2 separate regions of the Homo sapiens genome follow, and region 1 is linked to region 2. Evidence: chromatin contacts called from ENCODE Hi-C or POLR2A ChIA-PET data. All regions are on one chromosome and are shown on one strand. The core of a region is the stretch at or near the end of the contact, and the rest is flanking DNA. Distances in the headings are between cores, read along the strand shown.

Region 1 (5,225 bases), core at 2,445-4,944, 120 kb after region 2:
GCATAAAAGGGAAAGGGAAAAAATACAACAGTTGGGCACAGTCTTTTTTGAAATTCTCAGGCACCAGTTTTTTGTTTATTTCTTATTTCTCTGTTTGGGTGTAATGAAAAAGGGCTTAATACTACTAGCTAGTTACCATTTATCTAATGTCAACTGCAGCCTCAGTACTTGCTCATTGTCTTATGTGGATTGCCTCATTAGGACTTAGAGAAACCTAATTGGGTAAATTATTATTCCTGTCATTTTAACAATGTGAACACTGAGGTTTAGAAAAGCCAAGTAACTTTGCAAAGATTATATAGTTAGTAAGTCATGGACATGGGATGGAACCAAGACAATCTGGATCTAAAGTTTGCACTATGGACAACCAAACTTCAATCTGACGATTTGGCTTCTCTCCTTGGTGACTGGGAGGTGAGTTTCACAGGGAGGGAGGAGAGGTTGGTGTGGGAGGTGTCTGTCTGAGGTGACAGGGACTCAGTCTTTCTTTCTGTATGTGTGCATCATCTTTTCTATACGTGGTGCTGGGGGTGTCTACTGTCCTGCTAGTGAAACTTCCAGTCTCTTGTTCTTCCAGATTCTCAGTGTTTCTGGAACAGGTGAACATTTTTGGATGCTGATACTCAAGTGCTTGGAATTAGTAGTACTTTGATGGACTGTAAAGGTGGCCAAGGAAAGATCTGGAAAGCAGATATGGCATTCAGGGCGGCTGGGTCTCTGAGGAGCATGCCTGGAAGCTGGCAAAGTGAAATGATCTGGATGATCTGGCAAAGCACAGGGACACAGCAGTGGGTGACAGATGATGGAAATATGCCGGAAAGCTTGAAGACAGGGAGTGGCAACTGGGAGGGCTGAGCAGGCAAGAGTGGAAGAGCCCAGCCCTGTGCTCAGATTCTGGGACTAGACTTCAGTTCCTAAGAGGCATCGTAAAGGCAGGTGAGCACCGTTGATAGAAGAACTGAACACTACTCCAGCTTGAACATTAGTCTATGGATCCTTAAATTCTCTTTGAGTAGTAACAGAATTGGCCAAGTATTAGCCTAATCTTACAGCCGAGGGCTAATTCGTTCTAAATGTGGAAATGGAAACTTTGGGGATAGCATGCTTTGCTGTCATTATGTTGAAAAAGGAGACACAAATGACTTTGCCCAAAGAAACATTTCTGCTGAGCAAAATGCGCCAGGAGGCAAGGTTAAATGTTAAAAGTAAAAATGTTATGAAAGAAAAAAAAATCCAGTAGTTTTGCGTTTTTTTTTTTTTTTTTTTTTTTGAGACAAAGTCTTGCTCTGTCGCCCAGGCTGGAGTGCAGTGGCGCGATCTTGGCTCACCGCAACCTCTGCCTCCTGGGTTGGAGCAATTCTCCTGCCTCAGCCTTCCGAATAGCTGGGATTACAGGTGTGTACCACCACACCCGGCTAATTTTTGTATTTTTAGTAGAGACGGGGTTTCACCATGTTGACCAGGCTGGTCTTGAACTCCTGACCTCAGGTGATCCACCCACCTCGGCCTCCCAAAGTGCTGGGATTACAGGCATGAGCCACCATGCCAGGCTGATTTTTTTTTTTTTTTTGAAAGGAATGACAATGTCCTGGCAGGGACTGAAAAATAACTGTGTGTGTGTGTCTGTGTGTGTGTCTGTGTGTGTGTGTGTGTTTGTGTGTATGCAGGAGGATGTAAGGAACTGGGAAAGTGATTAGGAAGCTTTTCCTGAAAAGACAGCCTCCAAACCATTTGAAAGTGAGAACAGCAACAATAACTATGATTTAATAATCATTAACTTTTTAAAGTATACTCAATGAATGCAGAAGATTAAATTATTTTAAGAGATTTGAAATTATTTCAACTTATTTGGCTGCTGTGTATTTCATTTTGTGGCCTAGGGCAAATGACTATGCAAACTCCAGTTGTAATTCTTTGAAAGGAAGTGGATAGTTGGACACTGATGAATGATACTATGCTCTTTGGCTCACCATTAGAATTATATCACCACGTGCTCTCTCCCCGGCTCTCGGCGGTGCTCCCTTAGCTTCTTATCAGAATCCTGTGGGAAAGATCCTGGATCAAACATTTCTATTGTGGAGAAGATTCCATCAAGAGTGCTTTTCACTTGTTCTTTATTTTATTTTACTTTTTCCCAAGAAGATGGCCACACACAGAGAGAATCATGCTTTTAATTCGTAGAGGAACATTGCCACCTGGATGAAAAATTACATTCTGAAGGCTCAATAAATGAGTTTTATTTCCAACTTTGCTTGTGACTCACTCTCTAAGATGCTTTTTCTACATCTGTGAAATGGAACAATTAATTTCCACCTGTGTCACAGTAGTGATAGAAAAAATGTGTTACAAAATACCTGCAGTATACTTCCAGCTTATTTTGGAGGAATATAAAATATTACCATTATGTGGAATTGATAAAGCTTAGTACACAAGTGTGAATTTTTATAGCATTACAGCATGATACATGGAGAAGAAACGGACAAATTTAGATTACAATATATACTGACATAGATTCTCTGGATAATAAAATAATTTCCCAAAAGAAACTTTGAGAATCAAGAACAAAATAAATATTTATATACAGTATTCACAAATTCTTAAATATTCTTAGCAAGAATACCCTAGGCCAGTATTTTCCAAACTGTATTTATAATGCTGTTTTTATAGTTTATTATAATACATTGCATGAGAAATTAAAAGGTAGTCAATGAAGAATATGTTTGGTGCTCAAATAAGTTTGAGAAATGCTAGGTTGAATAAACAAAGTTTAACAGATTTCTCTCTGTGCATTTTACCTTTCCAAAAGTGAGGAATGGTTTGTAGCATTTCAAAACTTCTTTGACAAGGGAATACAGTTGGGAAAAAGTTGTTATGGACCAGAAATAAATGTAAATACACTTATGTTTAAAATGACTGCTCAGTTTTTGGTTGCTTAAGTGTCCTTGGTAATTAGTGATACTGAGATTAAATTATCTTGCTACTTTTGTATACTCGCTGTTAATTTAAAAATAATATATTAATATCTGTTAATAATTGTGAGATTTTTAACAGCCTGACCACATACATATGTGAGGATACTGACTATATGATATATAATTCTATTTTTATGTCCACAAATATTCTATATATTTATATAAATTATATATATTCTATTTATACATACATGCAAAATTATATGATTCTATTTATGATTAAATATATGATTCTGTTTATATAGATTATATATGTGTATACATGCATATATGAAGAGGGTATAATCCTATTGAGTTGTTTTCTGGGCCTCCTTTCTGTCCATGTTCAAATTTATCCTTCCTTTTCTGTGTGTTTATAAATCGTATAGAAATGGGAAGTAGAGGATTTTAGGGGAAGAAGCAATAAGTATTATTAATGGAAGCCTCATAAGTCATGCAGGTTATGTTACTTTCTTAATTGTGAGGTATTAAAAAAATCACTTTTTGCTCCTTGAAATTAAAGAAAACTGCAAAAAGCCATGATATTCAAGGTTGTTTCAGAAAGTAATAATAGACCTGTCAAGGAACATTAAGATCCTAAAATATTCTGTCATTAGATGTTGTCTGTATTTGGAAAGGGTTATGAAAGCTCTGGCTGGAGAAAAATGTTTTTGACTTGGCTCTTTGGAGACTTGCTGGTTGAAGTAGCTACGAAATTTAACAGCGACCCCTGGAGGCTAGCATCGGAACTGTCACCGGCATAATTTCGTTGTTTTTAACTTTTCAGTTAAAAAACTTTTAACTTTTCAGTTAAAAAAGAAAGCAAGCGTTCTTTGGCTGTCTCTGTGCCGGATGCAGAGGGCACAACTGCTCTGTGGCACAGCCCTCTGTGATCGGCCGCGTGAGGGTCCTGTCATCTTGTCTTTCCCTTGTTTCTTCCTTCAGGGCGCTAGGGACACCACCAAAATGGTTTTATCTGATGATTGTGTTGCTCCAGTCTCTTGTGTTGTGCACGAATCGTTTTGAACAGGATGAGAAAACTCTTCTTCTCAAATGAACGCTATTTCTCTAATGAGAATGCGATCAACATTTAAAATCTCTCCCGGGGAAGGAACTGAGAAGAAAACATTTTTTTTTCCCCCTTGGGAGTTTTGTGACTTATCTGCCGAGAATGTGAAGTGTGGGGGGTACTCAGACATTTTACTCCAAAAGCCATTTCAGAAGGGCTTATTTTGGAAAAACATTTTCTATCTGACAGTTTGTGCTGCTTCTATCTTTTCATTTCCAAGTACGAAATGAGGAATGGTTTACATAAGTGCCACCGCTGTTCACTCCACACAGAGCTTTTAATAAGAATGAATTGTTATTTTTGGAAACATTTTGGACTGTTTATCCAAATGGGATAAATATTAAATAGTTTTTCTTCAAACATAATATGTATGTATTAAAGACAAGCATCATATATCCCAAAAAGAATATGAAGGAAAGAAAAATCCACCAAGGTTGTAAACTGAAATGATTTTTATTATTGGTTAGGTTTTTTTGGGATTTGGATTTTTTTTTTTTTCTTAGAGACGGGGTCTTTCTCTGTTGCACAGGTTGGAGTGCAGTGGTATTTGCATAGCTCACTGCAGCCTCAAACTCCTTGGCTCGGGGATCCTCCCACCTTAGTCTCCTGAGTAGCTAAGACTACCACCAGTGTGCTTCACTATGCCTATTTTTAATTTTTTTTCTTTTTTGTGGAGATGAGAGCCTTGCTATGTTGCCCAGGCTCGTCTTGAATTTCTAGCATCAAGTATAGGTCTTTATAATGATAGCCTTCTTCTCTGAGTATCATAGGCATGATGCGTGGAGTCTTTGCATGTGGGACAGAGTCCTGGCTCTGTCACTTTCAGTCCAATGACCTTGAACAAGTTGTTTGCGCTCTCTGTTATCTGTAAAAGAGGAATAAAACTATCTGTCCAGGCCACATTTTAGAATTCACATTGTATTAAAATCATATGTACTCAGAATACGGTTAAGGACCAAACCACTGTGTGTTTGTATTGTTGTTATTTTTCTAATTCTTTGTGTAGTGTAGAAACTGACTTGGCTTCTGGTGTCTTTGGCAACAGCAGTAAGTAGTAGAACAGTGAAAAAGGAGCATTTATGCTGTTCTCCCACAGCATAAATGAGCATGCAGGCAATTTGGAGCCGTGTCCCAGAGCAAATTGTCTTTGCTGATGAAGGAAGAATTTGCACCTGGCAAGAGAAAAGGACAGGGGGACTATTTCA
Region 2 (4,933 bases), core at 2,163-4,662:
GGGGAATAGCATGACATGAGCTGCAAGAGGAAAGGCTGCGGCAGAGGGATATAGCAGTGACAAAGCACCTCTGAGGTTTGAAAGGACGAGGACTAGGGACAGCCACTGGGTCTGGCAAACAAGGTTTCATCAGAACCTTTAATAGGAGCAGTTTTAGTAGAAGAATGAGGGAAGAATCATTGGTGAGAAAGTTCTCTGAACTCTGGAGAAATTGGAAGCAAAATTACAGGTAGAATGGGAAGGTTTAAAGGATGGATGGAGATACGGTTAAATAATTAGGTAGAAGGGATGGAAATAGAGGGACTTGATGCCTGAGAGCTTCTATTTTCATTTTCTTTCTTTTTTTTTTTTGAGACGAAGTTTTGCTCTTGTCGCCCAGGTTGGAGTGCAATGGTGTGGTCTCCACTCTCTGCAACATCCGCCTCCCAGGTTCAAGCGATTCTCCTGCCTCAGCCTCCCAAGTAGCTGGGATTACAGGTGGGTGTCACCGTGCTCAGCTATTTTTTGTATTTTTAGTGGAGATGGGGTTTCACCATATTGGCTGCGCTGGCCAACTCCTGACCTCGGGTTATTCACCTGCCTCGGCCTCCCAAAATGCTGGGATTACAGGCGTGAGCCACTGAGCCGGGCCAAGAGAGCTTCTATTTTCTTTTTTTTTTTTATTGTACTCTAAGTTTTAGGGTACATGTGCACATTGTGCAGGTTAGTTACATATGTATACATGTGCCATGCTGGTGCGCTGCACCCACTAACGTGTCATCTAGCATTAGGTATATCTCCCAATGCTATCCCTCCCCCCTCCCCCGACCCCACCACAGTCCCCAGAGTGTGATATTCCCCTTCCTGTGTCCATGTGATCTCATTATTCAATTCCCACCTATGAGTGAGAATATGCGGTGTTTGGTTTTTTGTTCTTGCGATAGTTTACTGAGAATGATGGTTTCCAATTTCATCCACGTCCCTACAAAGGACATGAACTCATCATTTTTTATGGCTGCATAGTATTCCACGGTGTATATGTGCCACATTTTCTTTTTTTTTTTTTTGAGACGGAGTCTCGCTCTGTCGCCCAGGCCGGACTGCGGACTGCAGTGGCGCAATCTCGGCTCACTGCAAGCTCCGCTTCCCGGGTTCACGCCATTCTCCTGCCTCAGCCTCCCGAGTAGCTGGGACTACAGGCGCCCGCCACCGCGCCCGGCTAATTTTTTGTATTTTTAGTAGAGACGGGGTTTCACCTTGTTAGCCAGGATGGTCTCGATCTCCTGACCTCATGATCCACCCGCCTCGGCCTCCCAAAGTGCTGGGATTACAGGCGTGAGCCACCGCGCCCGGCCAGTGCCACATTTTCTTAATCCAGTCTATCATTGTTGGACATTTGGGTTGGTTCCAAGTCTTTGCTATTGTGAATAGTGCCGCAATAAACATACGTGTGCATGTGTCTTTATAACAGCATGATTTATAGTCCTTTGGGTATATACCCAGTAATGGGATGGCTGGAACACTTTTACACTGTTGGTGGGACTGTAAACTAGTTCAACCATTGTGGAAGTCAGTGTGGCGATTCCTCAGGGATCTAGAACTAGAGAGCTTCTATTTTCTAAGTGGCACTTCAGGCACAGTCACCAGAGGCCACATGGCACTGGTGACCAAGAACATAGGTTTTACAGCCAGATGACCTAGGCTCACATTCTCAGTCCTTTGATCTCTGTTCTTCTGATTCTCATTTGTAAAATGGGGATTTTTTTCTGCCCTGTAGGACTGTTGCGAAGGTTAAAGGAGTTAGTACCTATGATGTTTTTGGAATAATATCTGGCATGCAGTGAGGACTCAGTTTTGTGTTAACAGTGATAGAAGCAAGGAATGGGTTGGATGGCCAGGTCATCTCTGTGAGGCATGGAAAAAGAAACCCACTAGAGCTGCAAAGCGGTGTTCATAGTGTCAGTGGCCCAGCTAAAGCTGGAAACCATTAATTTTGTAACAGAACCAACTAGTGACTATTTTATTTTTTTTGGCAGAACTCAGCAGCAGGAAGAAGCCAAGGTAAGGCATTAGCCAGGGAGGTGGGGCAGAAGGGCCAGGGGCTGGAGAATCTCCAGTGCTCCCATGACTGTGGCCACATGGTTCAACTGTGATCCAGGTTGGGGTTCGTAAACTCAGAGGTCAGGGGGACATCAGGTGTCTGAGCCCTGGCAGAGTCCAGGGGAGATTTAGAGGCTGTGGAGGAGGTGGAAATGCAACAGGGAAGAGAATTATGACCACAGAGAGAATATCAATACGACAAGCATGTTTGAGGGCTCCCGGCTCAGAGTTTATTCCACTCCATCAATCATTTTCTTCTTCTTTCTTATTTTTATTTTTTATTTTTTTTTGATACAGAATCTCCCTCTGTTGCCCAGGCTGGAGTGCAGTGGTGGGACCTTGGCTCACTGCAACCTCTGCCTCCCAGGTTCAAGTAATTCTCCTGCCTTAGCCTCCCCAGTAGCTGGGATTACAGGCACCCAGCTAATTTTTGTATTTTTAGTAGAGATGGGGTTTCTCTACTGGCCATGTTGGCCAGGCTGGTCTCAAACTCCTGGCCTCAAGCAGTCCACCCGCCTTGGGCCTCCCAAAGTGCTGGGATTACAGGTGTGAGCCGCTGCACCTAGCCTCATCAATCATTTTCAAACTCTTCTGAGGAACCTGATGGTTCTTCAGCGATGCCTCAGGAATGATTCTTTCAATCAGGGCGACTCCATTTTCATTTGTTGAGACGTGGGGGCGTGGGTGGGGTGGATGGGGGCAGTGACAAAAGTATATTTTATCAATAAAATTTGACTAAAAAAAGTGGTGTTGCTTGTTTTTTGCTTCTGGTTTGAAAACCACTTTGGTTTGGCTGGATGAACTTGGGTTTGACAGTGAGGAGGTGTATCAGTCCGTTTTCACGCTGCTGATAAAGACATACCTGAGACTGGGTAATTTATAAAGAAAAAGAGGTTTAATGGACTCACAGTTTCACGTGGTTGGGGAGGCCTCACAATGAAAGGCACGTCTTACATGGCGGGCAGGCCAGAGAGACAGAGTCAAGGGAAGGGGGAACCCTCTTCTAAAGCCATCAGATCTCGTGAGACTTATTCACTACCACGAGAACAGTATGGGGGAAACTGACCCCATGATTCAATTATCTCCCACCGGGTCCCTCCAGCAACACGTGGGAATTCTGGGAGCTACAATTCAAGATGAGATTTGGGTGAGGACACAGCCAAACCATATCAGGAGGCATAGTTCTGTCTCCTCCAAACTAGCAGTGTAGTTTGGGCTAGGCCCTCACCTTGCTGGGTTCTCAGTGCTCTTTTTGGGAAATCGGCGGGCTGCCCTAGGTCTTTGCGAGCTGCCTTCCCTGAGGGCTGGAGTTGAGTTCACAGCTGTGCAGCGTCTGTGGAGCTCTGCGGGCGCCACCTGGTGGTCAAAACTGGCAGTGCCGTTAGCGGGCTCAGCGGGACGTGAGAACCCAGGCAGCTTGCTAGATGGGCTTCTATTTACATTAGAGAACAATCTCTCCAGGGGACAGGGTGCCCTAACCAGGGTAAGAGAGCTCTTTTGTTAGAATAAATTGAGGATGAGCTGAACATGGCACAGTAGCCAGGATCTCATCATGAAAATCAGAATAACTCATCCACATATGTGAATAATTTATGGCATATGCAGCCTGTTGGAGAGAGAAGGCCCATGCTATTAGTCAGAACTTACTTACAATCAGCTTGCTTCAATTAGGTTTTCCTTTATTGAAACAGTGACCTTGAAAATGACTTCATTTTCATATTCAGGCCTATCTCATGTGTTTCCCAGAATAGTTATAAAACTGATCTGATGTGTGTGCTGTTTATGTTCCAGCACTTGTTGAGTGGCGATGAAGTCAGGGTCACTCTACAATGAGCCACGACAGCCTCTTTTGTCTCTAAATAATTTTTAAAATGGCTGATTGGTAATACTGGAGAGCCAGGTGTATGATTCAGAAGGGTTACTGGAACAAAAAATTCTGAAAATGGCCTTGGATTGTTAATTTCCTATCCATGGGCATAGAAGGTGTCTGCAACACAGGCTCTGTCACAAAACAAATGATATAAAATGATAATAGAGCGGAAGTGGGAGGGAGTTTTTCTGTCATTGTGTTAGTCCCTGAACCCTCAAGGAAAGAGATAACAGTGCCTCTGGCTTTGGACTACAGATACCCACTCCCTTTGTTTAACTCCTACTTTTTTTTTTCCAGAAAAGTTTCAGACTAAAAATGTACCCTCCAAAGAAGTAGCTTCAAAAACTCCTTGCAAGAGCTCAGTTCCTTTACATTTATGGTCATTTTATTTTCTTTATGAGAAACTTGTGGATTAAAAACTATAGGCTAGGTGTGGTGGCTCATGCCTATAATCCCAGTACTTTGGGAGGCTGAGGCAGGAGGATCCATTGAGCCCAGCAGCCTGAGATGAACTGGGCAAGATAGGGAGACCCCACATCTACAAAAAAAAAAAGAAAAAAAAAAGAAAAATTAGCCAGCTGTGGCAGTGCATGCCTGTAGTCCCACATACTCAGGAATCTGAATCAGGAGGATCTCTTGAGCCCAGGAGTTCAGGGTTCATAGTCTCAACCTCCTGGGCTCAAGCAATTCTCCTGCCTCAGCCTCGCAAAGTGCTAGGCTTGCAGGTGTGGGCCACTGTGCCTAGCCATATCTTCATCTTTTAACTCTCTCTTCAATTGGCTTCAGTGACACTATTATCCAGACTCTTATTCTTCCTCTTTAAAAATCCCTTTTCAGTTTTTTTTTTGAAAATGCGAGTGTGTATGTGTGTGTTTGTGTAAGTTCTTGTTTGCCATTTACTGAGCCCCTCCTAAGTGCCAGGCACTGTAATAGTTTGCATACATTTTATAGTGTAATCCTCTGAATGGCTTCTTGACATCAGTA

The links. Hi-C counts contacts between places; a loop is a spot of excess contacts on that map. ChIA-PET counts read pairs that join two places held with the same protein, here RNA polymerase II (POLR2A). Pooled maps may share reads with other maps.
Region 1: a pooled map shows a loop between it and region 2 (6-fold over the local background). The contact joins two enhancer-like sites. A Hi-C loop is called at or near these places in 6 of 50 pooled maps. POLR2A ChIA-PET finds 5 or more read pairs at or near these places in 2 of 52 experiments (OCI-LY7 and activated CD4-positive, alpha-beta T cell).

Annotation. Positions count from the first base shown.
Region 1 is chr18:958,071-963,295 of GRCh38, forward strand. The region is part of intron 1 of LOC107985165 (a long non-coding RNA gene); the gene reads left to right. Among named protein-coding and RNA genes, the nearest start is that of LINC01904, 33 kb to the left of the region's middle. Within about 2 kb of position 3,695, at least 3 of the 41 ENCODE cell types and tissues checked have a DNase peak (open chromatin) inside an H3K27ac peak, as active enhancers do.
Region 2 is chr18:836,084-841,016 of GRCh38, forward strand. No RefSeq gene overlaps it. Among named protein-coding and RNA genes, the nearest start is that of YES1, 26 kb to the left of the region's middle. Within about 2 kb of position 3,413, at least 2 of the 41 ENCODE cell types and tissues checked have a DNase peak (open chromatin) inside an H3K27ac peak, as active enhancers do.